2 separate regions of the Homo sapiens genome follow, and region 2 is linked to region 1. A link is a loop called in an ENCODE intact Hi-C map of the cell type or tissue named here. Cell type or tissue: PC-3. All regions are shown on one strand.

Region 1 (8,000 bases):
CCAAGGACTCTGGCCTTGACCTCTAGTCACTGTGCTTTTTCCCTTTTAGGTGGCTTCCTGCTGCTACTGATCTCATCCTCCCTGGGTGGCTTCTCATCCTCTCCCACCTCCTAGGAAACTAATTCCCCACATTAAGTTTCCTATTCAGATACATACAAATGAACAAATATTTTCCGTGTTCCTTATTGGCTTTGAGCAAGTGCCGGATGTTATGATTTGGTTCTTTGAACAGCATAGCAAAATGTCTTCCATGCAAGACTTGGGTGTAAATAAGACATAGCTCATGGGGCTCCAACAATGTGATTATCCCCATCTATAGGTTACCTCTTTGTTACGGTCTGAGCATTTGTGTCCCTCCAAATTCATATGTTGAAACCTAATACTTATTGTGAGGGGATTTAGCGATGGGGACTTTGGGGGCTGATTAGGTCATGAGGGAGGAGTCCTCATGAATGGGTTTAGTGCTGTATAAAAGAGTCCCAGCAAGATCTTTCAATCCTTCTACCATGTGAGGACACAGAGAAGTTGCTCTATGAACCAGGAAGGGAGACTTCACTGGATACTGAATCTGCTTGTGCCTTGATCTTGGACTTTCCAGCCTCCAGAACCACGAAAAATGAACTTCTGTTATTTAGAAGCTCTTTAGTTTATGGTATTTTGTTATAGCCGCCCCAACAGACCAAGACATCCTTCCATGGGCCTAGCCATGCTGAACATCCTTTAGTTACTCAAACATGCACCAGTTTCTATGGTCATCTGCTTCTTTCCATCTCTACTGCTACAGCCCTGGCCCAAGCCACCATCATTTCTCTTTGTATTTACCTTACTAGTCTCCTCAATGACCTCCCACCCTGTGCTGTCCCTGCTCCCCACACATTATTCAAAATGGTAATTTAAATATAAATCACTCTCTTGCTGCAATCCCTTTGATAAATTCACTCTGAACTCAGAACAAGATCCAAACTGCATAACCTGGTCCAGTGTTTGGGCTCTGCTCAGACTGTGACCTCACTTTCTATTGTGATCCTTAGGGCTCCGTGGGTCCTGTGGCTGCCTGTAAAGCCCCTCTCCCCACAACTGTTGATGGATAGCTCCTTCATGCAACTGAAGTCTCAGCTCAATGTCACCTCCTCTAAGAATTCTTCTCTGATGCCCCAATGAGAGCAGCTTCCTTCCGGGTACCCAGAATCCAGGTTTCACAGCACTTGCCATCATCAGGCAAAAGGGTTTTTGTAGACACTAAAATGTGACCTCCAAACATATCTCAGCTACCTAATCCATCTCTATATATCTAGCTGGCAGACCCATCCCTGGCTCATAGTTGGGACTCCACAGATACGTGTTGAACAAATGAGTGAATGGAGTGCCACACAATGTGAAAAACGCTTTACAGAGATGAACTCATCATCTTCTTTACAGTAACCCAGTGAAGTAGGTGTTCTCTTTGATCATTTTCAAGAGAGTAAATGGATGGCCCCTGCCATGGGCCTAGTGAGGGGTGAACCCAAGCAGTCTAGTCGCAGAGTCAATGTATGACCTGAAGGTACATCACCTTGCTTTTCATCACAATACAGTGTCTTGGACAATATTTCAAATGATGATGAGTAATAAAAGTATGTATTAGAAGTTAACATGTTCTACTAGCACAACTAACCCAACCAAGATTACAATCAGTTGATGAGACCGTGCGTCTCTCCGGACAGTTTTGAACATGACCTCACAGTGCTACTGTGTTCCTACCCTCTCCTTCCTCTGGAGGGTAGGAAGCTTCATTTTACAGTCTTTGTATGGGGCACTCTAAGTTTAGAAAAGTAAAAATGTGAAGAAAAAACATTTTAGAGGTAAGGAAATATAGGCTTTGACAAAAATACTTGGTAAAATATAAAGTGGAAAAAAATATAAAGAATCCAAAACATTACTTAAAATAACAATTCAGGGCTGGGCATGGTGGCTCACGCCTGTAATCCCAGCACTTTGGGAGGCCGAGGCGGGCAGATCACCTGAGGTCAGGAGTTTGAGACCAGCCTGGCCAACATGGTGAAACCCCATCTCTACTAAAAATACAAAAATTAGCTGGGTGTGGTGGCAGGCGCCTGTAATCCCAGCTACTCGGCAGGCTGAGGCAGGAGAATTGCTTGAATCCAAGGGAAGAGGTTGCAGTGAGCTGAGATTTTGCCACTGCACTCCAGCCTGGGTGATAGGGCGAGACTCTGTCTCAAAAAATAAATAAATAAATAAATAAAATAAAAAATAAAAATAACAATTCGGGTAAGATAATACATTTCAATTATTATTATATGATATCACATTATTGTCAACCTACGTATTCTCACTTTATTGAAAGGGTAAGACATGAGGCAGTAATATCTGAAATAAGACACTTACTGTCTTAGCCCCTGACCATCTTATGGCAATTCATAGTTACACATTTTCTGTAAAATCACAATTCTTCAGTCACATTACTAAAAAAATTTAACTGATCCTCATTTTCCTAATTCCCCTCTACTTTATCTCCACCACTAACTAATTGTAATACCTGTCTCCTTTTCTCAAACTTGCTTTGAATTAGATACATTGCCAATCATCCATAAATGACAAGAAGAGTTCAAGAATTGAAGTAAAGCTATATAGGGAAGAAAATAATATCTTCTCCTTTAAAAGCATCATATAGGTTTTTGGAAATGGCCCCAAAGATATTTCATAACATAGATTACTGTCAACAATCACCACAGAAGGAATCTTAATTTTTTTCATCTTTAATCTTTTTTTTTTTTTTTGAGATGGAGTCTTGCTCTGTCTCTCAGGCTGGAGTACAGTGGCAGGATCTCAACTCACTGCAACCTCCACCTCTCAGATTCAAGAGATTCTCCTCCCTCAGCCTCCTGAGTAGCTGAGATTACAGGCATCTGTCACCAGGCCCAGCCAATTTATGTATTTTTTAGTAGAGATGGGGTTTTGCCATGTTAGCCAGACTGGTATTGAACTCCTGACATCAGGAGATCCGCCCGCCTCAGCCTTCCAAAGTGCTGGGATTACAGGCATCAGCCACCGTGCCCGGCTCCATCTTTAATCTTTATGGGAATACTTTTTCTCACTATTTCTGCACACACACCTATTGCCCAGTGAAAATTGCTCACAACGAACTCTCAGAAGACACAAGAATCTAGAAATACAGTCTCTGCAAAATAATTGCCGCTCACCCAGACAATAATAAAAGGTACCAATCAAATATTTAATTTGCATAAGAATCATCATAGTGGAAAATAGGTAGGTTTCTCTGTCACTGCTTTTCTCTGTTGAAAACATTGTAAATTAATGTTTCTGTTGGCATGTGCCTTAATATTTAAAACTCTTAACACAAATTGTAAGCACAGAAACTAAGTATAGTTTATGTGCTCAGGCCACTGTGATGCTCCAAGATTGTTGGTTTAAGTCCATTTTCTGTGCTGTGTAATGGAAAACACCACAAGCAGGCTCAACTTCAACAAACCTGTCCACTGGCCACAGTTAAATAGGTGACATTGACCTTACTCCCTTGGGCATGCCCTACCCAAGATACCTGTCTTACTTTCTCACATGGTTATTGTCTTTCCACTGCCACTGACTTTTCCAGAAAGCAAGTTGCCAACTTCTTTTATTAGGATATAATGGTTTTAAAAAATTTAATTTTAATATTTCCTATAAGACAGATTCACTAATAATCCCCCCCCCCATAATTACCTGTGACCTCAAAAGCTCCCCTAGGTATGGGATGTCACCATTAGGCTCTTCTTTTGCTAGCAGGGATAGAAATGGAGGTGAAAAGTGCAGCAGGAAGACATTCAGGAAGCTTCTAGGCTCCACTCTATGCAAATTTGAAAGCAAAAAGTTTAACAGTCAGTTCCTTGAGCAAACAATTAATTTATCTTCCCTTCATCATTCTTAGATTGTCAGCATTTACCTGATTTAAACTTATCTTCTCTGCTTCAGCAAGCCAGTGAGTCATATTTATAGGGATAAAGTTACAAAGATGCATAGATACTAGTTGTGTGTATGTGCGTGTGTGTGCGGTGAGGCGTATACAAGGGCTTCATTGTCTAAAAGTATGTTTTAGAAAAACACACAATAAAACAGTGTGCTGTGTCTAGAATGAGTAATTCACATCCTTAAACAAAACAAAACATACACATTTGTCAACACCGCTGAGTGGGAGACACTGAAGTGAACACAAAACAAATCAGTTTCTGTGAAGAACACAGGTTAATGCCTGTAAAGATCAAGTGACTGATTTAGGAGGAAGAAAAGGTAGTTGATTTTTATCACACTTCTGGTAAAATAAAAAATCCAAAGCTAACAAAAGAGAGCCACAATCCTATGATAATTAGTGCATCCGAGAGATGATGTCAAATGGTTTGCTGATACTGAATAAGACCCATCTCCCAAGAACAACACCACTGGGTCTATTCTCCAGTGAGAGAGGTTGGAGGTCAACTTCAGGTATTTCAAGAAAAAATGTGGCACCTCATCATTAAAGTCTCTGTCTTCAAATGGCTTTTATACTCTCAAAACCATTTACAATATAAATTCTGTAAACAATTTTCTCCAAAATCATGGGTCAATTGAAATTTTTTAAAGTACAGTTTGCATGTCAATAGTTACATATAAATGAAAGACAACAATGGGCAGATGAAATTTTTCTAAATTCAATTTTTGGTTTTTAAAGCTAGAAACACCACTTGTAGAGAAGAGAATGGCATCCCCTATGATAGAACCACTCAAGTAAAATGTGAGGGGTGGAGATAAAGTTCCCTTGGGACTACATTTTCCAAGTTATATTTGATCTTCTGTAAACAACAACAACAGCAACAAGAAAATGGTACTTTTTACAACCATTCTCTCATTTAATTCTTGCCTACCCCCTTGAGGCAGTTATTTGTTATTCTTACTTTACAGATGAGGAAACTGATCATTAAACAACATCTGCATTTTCCCAAAATCACATTGCTAATAAAATCCTTGTGGTTTTGCAGTTACACCACCTGTATATTTACTTATATTCTGCCAAAATGACCTACTGACATTCCTTGCCATACACTTCTATATTTTTGTACTCCACTTTATTCCACAAAGTTGAGGAAGATAATTGAAAATCTTGGAGGAAAGAAATTCCTGTAACATATTCCATTTTTCCTCTATTCAGTGCTTTCTGGAAACATCTATTCAACAGAGTGGGGGATTGTTGTAGAAATATGGAATTCACGGTGACTCAATTTGTTCTCGTCTTTTGCTATTCCCAAATAGGATTTCAGATAAAGAGCAACTATTCAAGGCTAACAAAAGGGAAGAGCTGGCCAAGCTGATTTCTTAATTCTACATAATGACAAAGCAGTGGTAGAACGTGTTAATTAAGTCAAAAGTATTAATAAAATCTGTCTTCCACAGACTTTTCTTAAAGAATGCGTCTACCCTTGAGCCACCCACTGTCCTGAGCAGACTTTTGCATTTACTCTCTGAACATTCCTTCAAGAAATGCAGTCTGCCTAGAGATTCTGAAGTTGTCTTTATACCTACAGAAAGCTCTGCATCACTTAAGACCAAGAGAACAACTTGAACTCCACCCACCAGACTGCTGAAGTTACTCTATGCTGACCTGGCAAAAACAAGGTAAAAGGCAGAGCCCTTGCAGCCTACTTAAACAATTTCTGTATAAGTGACAGGTGAGTGTATGTGTGTGTGTGTATGTGCAATTCTAGGCCCCATTTTTTTCTATCACTCTGCTCCTATTGTAGTTACTTATTTATTTTTAATTTACCTATTGAATTTTAAAATCAGTCTTCCACTAAGTTATTAACACCAAAAGGTAGAAATTATTTCATGTTTATCTCTGCATCTTCAGGCTTAATATGAGACCAGCATTCAATAAATGTTTGTTGGAAGGAAAAAGAGAGCTAGAAAGAAGGTAAAGAAAAGAAATTGTTAGGAAATACACATTAACGGCAGAAGGTGACAAAGTCTGTGATAAAGAACTGTTTGAAAATTACAATATAGAAATTTCTACAGTTATTTTTTGATGCATGGTATAAATATTGCATCACTGCATGCTTCAGTAGTATTGGGTATGAGATAGAGTTTATTGATTTATTTATTCCAGATAGAAAGGTCCACACTGTCCCAGGCACCGTTGCAAGCACTGGGGACAGAATGAGGGAGCAAAACAGCTAGGTCCCTGCTATAACTGGAACTTACAATTTATTGAAAGGACATGATCAATAAGGAAACATACCAATAGACAATGGTGATGAGTGTGCCAAGGAGAATGCAAAGGCAATGAGACAAAGGGCGGCTGTAGTTAATGGTGGTTGTAGGGAGGTGAAGGGGTGGGGGCTACTGTAGATAGGGTCACCAGGAACACCTCGGAAGTCAGTTTCTTTGGAACAGAGTGATAAGCAGAGAACATGCAATCCCAGAGCTATTTGGGAGAGGAGGTCTATGGGAAAAAAATAAAGGCTCTGAGGTGCAGAGTTGAGGGCTCCAGAGTAGGGCAAGAGTACCTGGGGCAATGTGGGTGAAAAAGAAGATTAATTAGAGATAGGGTCAGGTCATAAGGGTCATGGAGGCTGCGGTAAAAAATTTGGAGGTTCATATTCACCTTAATATTCTTTCTCATAGAATTATTATTTCTCTGATCTTATGAGAAATTTTCCTTTCACATTCACAACATTCATTTCCATGTTTCTCTTACTCTAACTCTTGGAGATGTCTCTGGAAGAGTCCTTTTGTTGAGATTCTTGATGGACACACCAAATACTCCAGTGGGTGTTATCCGTGCCCCCACAATTGGAGTATTCCATCTTTGAGTGTCACCCAGTAACTCCAAGCATCTTGACATGTCTGCAGCTACGCACGAATGCCACTGCTGCTCCTAAAGGATAAATTAATATGCAGTCACACACTTCACTGGAGAGTATTTCATGGAAATTTTTGCTGAAATAAATAAATATTAAATGCATGAAGGACTGATGGAAATTACTGTAAGGCAAGTACCTAGCTCCCCTAGTAGCAATAGGAAAAAGTTATACTTGAAAGTTGAGACTTCCCAATTTATTTGGAAAAGGATTTTCTATGGGATGTTGAAATAGCAACAGAACCACTTGGAGAAACTGCAAAGAGAATGACATATTTTAAGAATAAAGTTTATTTGATAAAAAAACATTTTGAAATGCCCATTTCAAGTATCTGGCTGAAAAACTCTTGAGACAGCGAATTATGCAGGAATGCTTTTAGCCACTGTCCGTTCAGCCAGACTCCTCTGAGCTGCTTTCTCCAGGAGAGCCTCTTTGTTGGCTGCTGTGACCTGCTCATTACATGGACTCTATTTGGAAGCTTGGCTGGGGTAGTCATCACGAATAATAATGACAAGGAGCACAACGGCCAGTTGGAAAAGTCAGGAAGGAGATGGAAATGGAAAATGGGAAGGTACAAATGGTCAGGCTTCTTCCACCACTGGACCCCAGGAGGTAGCGTGGCAGATGTGTGAAGGCCACATTCAAAAAACTAGAGAGCGGATGAGGCTCTCATGATAGCTGTCTTGTTTTTTAAAAAAAATCTTGAGTTTTATATCTTATTACATAGTTAATAGACATGCATGCATTATGGAACATAGGTGTTTTTGTTTTGTTTTGTTTTGCCATTGCTGTTTTACAGAATTAGGATCACTCTTTATACAGAACTCTACTTTATCACCTAATAATTTAATATAATAATTTACTCTATGTAATTAAATATTGACCTATATTATCTTGGTGGTTTTATGGAATTGTAGACATTTATCCAATTGGTTTTTGCTAAATAATTAGATTTCTTTTCAAATTTTGCTATTATGCATTATACTGCGTTAAGAATCTTTGCACACATGTCTGATCAATTCATTAAAACCAATTTTCCAGGTGTTAAATTTCTTGTGAGGGTACAGTATTGGCCAGTTTTGAGAATTGTATTTCTAGATACACACATAAATAATA
Region 2 (8,000 bases), 98 kb after region 1:
ATCACCTTAGTGAGCTCTGTTCACACTGATTGTTGCAAAACTTATCAAGACCTTTCTTGATGCTGTTTTTTAGTACTGTTTTATTCTACTCTTTTTTACCCTGGTTAACAGTAGCCTCTTAACAATACTTGCAATGTAATTTTAATTTGGAAGGCTGTTTACCTCAGTGGAAAAGATAAAAACAAATAGGGGCTACTCCATGTTATCTTTTCTTTAAATTGTGTAATATTTATGCAACCTTCTCCAAACAGTAGGGCTATACATCCTTTGCCAACTTTTTTATTCCAAGCGTATGTGCAAAAATATTATTTATCTATTTATTTGCTTGTGTTTAGCAGTTATATAAACATGAGTTTATTCTGAGCTTTCCCTGGTACCATCCTCAGGGCTACATGGCACTCGTTAGGCTTCCTCTTTGGTTAAATACATCATTGTTCTTTCTCTTTTTTGAAATCTGAGAAAACTTTTCCCAGAAGCTACATGCCCTAAGTGCTCTTTCTGCTTTCTTCTTACTAGGATGACATAAACATTTATTTTCCAAGGCTCTTCTCATTTGCTTCTCACCAGTCACTGAAGGATTGCATGGTGGATCCGATGGATCACAGACTCTGAAGCTAAAGTTTTCATTCTAACTCCCTCATTAATAGTTACTGCCTATAAGACAGTTATTAATCTGAGTATTTACTTCCTCATCTGAAAAATAGGTCTAAAAATTGTACTTCAGTTGGATTTTATGAAGACTCAATGAGATGAGGGCTGCAGAATGCCTGGAAGAGTTTGATGAGTGTTAGCGCTTCTACCCTATTTTGTCGTTTAGATCAAGGCTAAAGTAAACCATTTTCCTGGGGATTTTTCTAGCTTTCGAGTCATAAAAGATTCTTCTGGTTACATCAAGAATATATCAACTGTTCTGCATTAAGGCACTACCAACAGAGACTAATTTCAATTCAAAAAGCATTTTGCTGAAATCTAAAGGGAATTCAAAGATGAGAGAGGTAAGGTTTCTGACACTAATAGCCTGAATACTAGAGTTATAATCTATATTAGGAAAGCATCAGTTGTATCTTCTCTCTCTTTCTTTGAGCAGTCTGTGGTATCTCTCAGAAACACCATTTTTTTTCTCTGCTTGTCAATATCCTTTTTAATACACTGTTTAACAAATCAATCTACTTTCAACGCAAAATCCACTTTGTACATTAAATCTCTTTCCTTTAAGACAGATCTTATCTTTTCCAGTGTTGTCATACATATTTAAGACTCATCCTGCCAAGCCATAGTGATAGCCATGGTATGGATTTTACCTATGTAAAATTGGCTATATTAACTAAATGCCAGTTGCCAAGTTGCTCATGTTACAACTCAAAAAGATAATTTAGATTCTGTAGGATATACAGATGCCTATGATAAATATCACATAGTGATAAAGGCAGAAATGTATTTAAGAAAAGATGGAATCAGTAGCATGGGGCAAGATACCAAAATGAATGGGGAAGAATAGATAAAAAAGAAAAAGGGTGCGTGTTTGAAGCTGAACAGAAGACCAAACAGCTAGGTCAGTCATGCTGAAGAGAAGAAGGGGGCTGTTGGAGGGGAGAAAGGTGAGGAGACAGGAGAACTATAAACTCAGAAGGAAATCAGGGACACAGCAGTCAAACTTGGTCAGAGAAATAAGGGGATCAAGATCTTTAGACAATTCAGGTACTTTCTGAGGCAGCCACCCTAATATTCCCCTCAGTTCTGCCCAGTTTTTAAAGTATGCTTACTCCAGAGTGATTGAGAATTTGTATGAATTCTGAAGAGCTTAGCTGAAGTCACAGATACTGTTCAGGAACTATCTCTCTATGACACTTCTGTTAATTGTGCTATAATGTCCCATTCTGCATCTCAGGTTGTAATTCACCTTCCTCCACAAATTTCCAATTTAAGACCTGCTTGATCAGTTTGGGAAATCTCCTGCCACATATGTTTTTTCCCTCAAGTTGATGTGAGCTAATAATATGGTACAGTTGCTAAGAAAGTGAACATAATAGCAGATATTTTAAATATTAATATAAATTTATGGTCCTGATAATAGAACTTCTGGAACTCAGAGTTTTCAAATCTCATCTAAAGTACTTTATACAATTTTGGACTATGCTTTTTAAGGAGTTTTTGAGAAACTGAAAAAGATCAGAATGGTAAAATTTCTACATATTATTTTGTAATTGAAATATATGATGGACCTGGTGCAATTTTTATTGAAGTGTACTAAAAGGAGAGATGCCAGCTGATCTTGATTTTTGAAATATTCGCTTATTCAGAGAATAGAGTTGTTCTGTGTTATATCAGAAGGTGAACTGAAAAAAATGGATTGATATTTTAAGGGGGGAGATTAGAGATTTATCCATCAACAACACAGGTGTCAAATCTACCCAATACAGTCTGATCCCTTGAGATATTTAGCATGCATTTTCACTTTAGTATTAAATTCAGCATCACTCCTTGAAAGCTGTTACACGTCTCCAAAAGATGCCAGGTGCTACACTAAAAAAAGACGGTCTGATTCCTAGTTACCTTTCCTTATTACCTTTGCTCTTCTCAACTCTCTAAGGTTCAGTCCTTGCCTTGCTCTTTATATTGATGTAAATTTTTTTTTTTCTTAGCTACAATTTTGACTTTTCTCAACAAGTTTGACCCATGAACCCTGTCACCACTCCCTTCCAAGCAATATTTGGTATTCAGGCAGGAAAAAGTAAACTACATATCCAAAAATATATAAAAGGAACCTGCACTGTGTAAGAAATTCTATCATCCACCATTTGTAATCCTTTTCAAAATTATGATATAACGTCTTATAAATTACATTTTTCCATCTCTAGAGAAACAAATGTCTTTTTTATGGGAGAAAAATTAGAGAGAAAATCTTTACATTTTTAGTTGTTTTGACCCAAGTAGAACTATATTATGTTACAAATTAATAATTATTGATGTAAAAATTACAAACATATCATATTAGGAGTTTTATTGATGGCATGGTAATTCCACACAGGCTGACACTGTTGAGCAGGAATTCTAGGTCTTGCTTTGCATTCATTTTCAAGTAAAGAACAATTCATAAGTAATATTTAAGGTAACAATTGTGAATAAAATATATTATTGCCCCATTCTCCACTTATCAGTCCTGGCTGCTTTCTTGAGTAATGCCAGTGGAGTTGAAACTACAGCACTGGCACTGTATTCAATCCTGGACAAGAAGGCTTGCTTCTCTTGTCTATGGTGGTGGAAAAGAATCAAAGTCTATTCTTTGTCCTTTGACCCTAGCTGTGTCACCCTGAAACATCCCATTACCCTCCCTGGCAGGGTAAAAGCCAGGATTCTCAGCTGCAACTGAATCTCAGGAGGATGGTGGAGTAATCTAGGACCCAAGAAAAAGCTGCAGTAGTAACCACAGAAGGAGGCCAAGTAGAAGAATCAGCTGACACGACAGGGCAGAAAAGACCAACATCCATTTTGCATGATTCCTGGTCTCCATTTCTAAAGTATCACTTGCAGGCCAATGGGTTCCACATGGAGAGAAGGCCACGCCCACAAGAGCGAGGGTGGAGGGTGGAGGGTGGAGACCGGAGCCCTACCCAGCAGCCCCCACGGGAATGGCAGAGGAGCAGGGCCTAACGAGACAGGAGGATCTAGGCGATTGCGCAGGTGGGGCCCGGGCCTCCGCCTCAGGTGGCACCAGGGGGCCTGGAGCAGCCGCGGCTTCGCCCTGACTGTGAGGAGAGGCCTCACACGCAGGCCAAGTGTATTGGCTTTGTGAAGAGGACTTCCCAGGGCCCAGACCGAGTTGGGGACTGTGGTGCGAACCATGCTGCTGCCGGGTCTCTGAGTCCCTGGTGCAGGTGATTGCGGGGTGGAACGTTGAAGCAGGTACTGATCCTGCTCTGGTCCGTGGGGCTGTGGAAAAATCATTTTCAGTATTTCTGGTCTCTTCTGGAAGACCTTCGCTAACAGCAAATTCTCATCTTGGACGATGTCACGCGGCTGTCGTGGGACTGTGTCCCCAAAGCAGCAGTGAGGAAAAAACGGGCCCAGTAGTGGCGAGACCTCGGCCCTGGCCCTACCACTAGGTGTGTATATATTAACCCTCTTCGAGAACCCTTCAGTATTGTTGTATCTTGAAAAGGGCTTGATACTGCTTGATCATAATTCATAATCTACATTAATGAGAATGAGATGTATCAATAAAAAGGTGGCAAAGAAATGAAAACAATGGAAAAGGAAAGGTTGTGCTTGGAGCTTAAGGAGGCTGATAAGCAAAAATAAACAGGGGAACGGGAGTGCCAGTCCAAGAAACGAATTGCACAAAGGAAAGTACTTCTCCCAATTTCCTCTGAAACTCTTCACTTATATACCAAAGGAAATACTAGTCTTTCTGCAGGAAATGTTCCCGGGATATTTGTCTCTTCTTACAGCCATCTATATATATATAAATTTAGCCTTTAGTATGTATTAAAGATAGAGAGTTAGGGACCAGTAGAGTGGGAATTTCTTACACCCATTCTGCCTTCTCTGTGGTTTATTTGTTTTGTTTTGTTTGCTTATGTGTAGCCAAGAGGAGCATAAATGTGTGTGCGTGTATCTGAATGATTCATCTGCCAGAGTTGCTAGAACTACATCTTTTAATAGACCAATTATTGTGGTTAGGATTTGGCTTTAGTCAGGTGATGAGAAATTAGATAAATATTCCAGCCAAGCCTATGTTTTGAAATCCTGCCCCTGGGATTAGAGAGAAAGCCCTGTTCATATTGATACAAACCTTCAAAATGCATAGAGTTTTGTAATATACCTGCCTCCACCTGTTTATTCACTGTTCATGGTTCTTCCTCTTTCAAATGGGCTCTGAATAAGTGCTTCCTTTTGCTAGCTTGCTTGACTTCACCAAACAACTTGTGAGCACAGAGGAAAACATTATAGCGAATTGGAAACTCATGACTGTTCAATAATATGTAATACTGCATATGGTTCAGTTAAGACCCACTTGGGACAGAATTTCTAGTTTTGCTCTGTTCTTCATTTTGTGTTTTCTCAGTGTCATTCTTTATGTTATTTATGCCTCTTAACCCTCAAAGGTCTTAGCTGTCTAAAAAATGAGTAATAGGTAGGGCAAGTAGAAATTCTCAGAAAATGTCTTGTTTTTCATAGATGAAAATCATGACTATCTTTGGACATCTTCAGTAATTTAAAAATTACACCCCACTGGTTGAGAAAAAAATTATTTAAATTATGGCCCCAAGCATGTTCAGACATCACTGGAACATGAGGCAAGTTTTAGAATTGCAAAATAGCTCTTAAATTTTTTTTATTTTTACAAAGATTTTTTTTTCAATTAAATGCTCCCTGTCCTGCACCCCATTCCACATCATTTTTAGAATGTTCTCTTGTAGTGACAGTTAGCAGTGCAGTTACATATGGCCAAGGGGCTCACAAAATATTCCACTGGAGTTTTAGGAGCTTAATTTGTGGCATAAATCTCTGTTCTCAGGCTTCTGCTCTCAGACCCCACAAGGCTGTCAAACCATGCCCGGAAGGCAGTCGGACTTAGTTATGTTTTGGCTTTTGTAGCACTTCACGTGACTCTGAGACAATTGTTTTCCACTGGATTTCAGATGAAGCTGTTAGTTCTTCAGGAGTCCCCCATCTGGGTTTCCATTAATCTTGGTAATAGGCTCAAATCCTTTCACACTCATGCTTTGTCTGAATGTGTAACAGAGTGATGGTGAATGGAACAAATTACTAACTTACTGTTTTCTGGTATCCTTACTCACATTACAAAGTCTTCCATAAAAGATAGTACCTTGTGGGTGGGATTTGTAAACAGGCCAAAGCAGGAATAGCTCAAAGAGATTAAATATAAACATTCAGTTTTGTATTAAAGTACATTTTTCTAGAAAGACATTTGTGTTTGTGTGTTTACTGAGGTAAACTTACATGTGGAGAAATCCACTCCTTTAAGTGTACAGTTCTTTTTTAAAAAATGCACATCTTACATAAACCAAAATCTATCATTTTTATTTATAGCATAAGTACAAGTTTTTAGCAACATGAGCAGTCATATAGCTGCCACCAAGATAAGTCTATCACTTCAACAAGTTTTTTATGTCCCTGTGTAGCCAATTCCCTTTTCTCACCCAAAACCCCACCAAGCACTGATCTGATTTCTGTCCCCTAGTTTTGACTTTTCTAGAAAGTCATGTAAGTGATTTATACAGTATTTAGCCTTTTGTGTCTGGCTTGTTTCATTTAACATGATGCTTTTGAGATTCCCCAATGTTGGTACATGTGTGAGTAGTTTTTTCCCTTTTTACTTTCGGGTATCATCCCATTGTATGGATGTGCCACAGTTGTTTATTCACTCATCAGCAGATAGTTTTTTGGTTATTTCTAGTTTGGGGTTATAAAGAAAGCTGCTATAAACATTCATAATGGGTCTTTGCATGGACAAATATTTTCATTTACCTTATGTTAAATGCCTAGGAGTAGAGTTGGTGGATTATATACTTATGTGTTTAATATCATAATAAACTGCCAAGCTTTTCCAGTGTGGCTGAGCCATTGTTGCATTCCCGCCAGCAAGGTATGAGCATTCCAGTTATTCCAAATCTTCACCAGCACTTGGTATTAACAGGTTTTCTGTTTTTGTTTTTGTTTTGTTTTCTTTACCATTCTATCTGTGTAGTGGTATCTGATTGTGGTTTCAATTAGAATTTGCCTAACAACCAATGATGCCTTATATATGTGTATGCCTGTGTGCATATGTACGTATGTTTATTTTAGGGCCGGCGTTACAATGCACATACTGTCTTATACAATGAGGAAATGTGTCATAACCCCACCTTGGGGGATTAAGTTAGGCTTAGTGGGAAAAGTGAGAGCTTTGGAATCAGGTAGATAAGGGTTTGAATTCTGAGTATTCTTTCCTGATTTTTGAGGTAGCAATAATAATACCATCTTCATACAGTTGATAGAAGGATTACATAAGGTAATGCATCTAAAGCAGCTAGCAGAATGCTGCATTCCCTTTTTACTCCACGGCAATACTGGCCTTAATATATGTGAATCTTCTGGAAAAATATCCCTCTTTACAGAGGTTTGATGTCTGAAATTTCAGGAGTCAAAACCTTCATCTCTTGAATGCACTAGGTGAAAGACGAAGTCTTTGGGGTGGGGAATGCTGTAAAGGGAAACTTAGTGACCCTCCAAAGAGTCAGTTGTTTCTTCCTCTAGGGTGTTTTGTGTGATTCAGCTCATATCTTCACCATTGTACTGCTCTTTAATTCACTGGGGAAATAGCTGCCCTTGTTAGTAGACCATGTGCTTCACAGGGATTGGGACTATGTGTTATTTGCCTCTGTATCCCTCCTGGGTAAATACTGCATCTGGCTGGGATCACCTGGTACCTTAGCATTTGCTGTTCTGCTGCCTGAGGACTGGTGGGAGAAAACAATGGTTTCTCATGGAACTGAGAGCAGCCAGTGTTTGGATGTTTAAATTTGTGTTTTGTTACAGAGTTAAGGGTTAGTGTCAGGTTTACATTTCTCTAGCTGGTGTTTATGTACTGAGCTTGGCAAGCTTAGCTGTAGAACTCCATGAGGCTGTGAGAGAATACGTATTTCTTCTCCTTCTTACCCAAGCCAAGAGCGCATATAGTTCTGCTATTCCAGAACTCAAGTAACCCAGGTACTCCATGGAAACCTATCTTTTGAGATGCAGAATGAAACTGGCTCAAACCCTAAACCGTGTGCAGACAGAGCTTTGATTTTCCCAATTCAATTTGATTTATGGGTTATTATTGATATACCATGTAGACCTTTGTATGTCAAATCCAGACTGTTTTCCTTATTGCCACAAAAACAAACAAAATAAATAGTCACAAACCTGAAATTTACCACAGTAATATCACAGCAACACAAACCACTTAAAAGTAAACATTAGACATACCCGTGCTCATAAAAATCCCTATTTCT

Evidence for each region. Hi-C counts contacts between places; a loop is a spot of excess contacts. Peaks named below come from ENCODE experiments on the same cell type or tissue, not always from the same donor. Only the 100,000 strongest peaks of a DNase experiment are listed, where the experiment ranks them.
Region 2: it touches region 1 in a loop (4-fold over the local background); 2 of 110 quality-filtered maps call a loop at or near these places.

What each region holds. Positions count from the first base shown.
Region 1 is chr7:41,243,742-41,251,741 of GRCh38, reverse strand. No RefSeq gene overlaps it. Among named protein-coding and RNA genes, the nearest start is that of LINC01449, 150 kb to the right of the region's middle. In PC-3, no CTCF peak of the experiment used is centred here; a DNase peak (open chromatin) is centred at 4,051; H3K27ac peaks cover 5,004 bases.
Region 2 is chr7:41,145,446-41,153,445 of GRCh38, reverse strand. It overlaps LOC105375241 (a long non-coding RNA gene), which reads left to right and starts at 3,651. Exons shown (of 4, transcript XR_927190.1): 1 at 3,651-4,103. In PC-3, no CTCF peak of the experiment used is centred here; a DNase peak (open chromatin) is centred at 4,705; H3K27ac peaks cover 5,007 bases.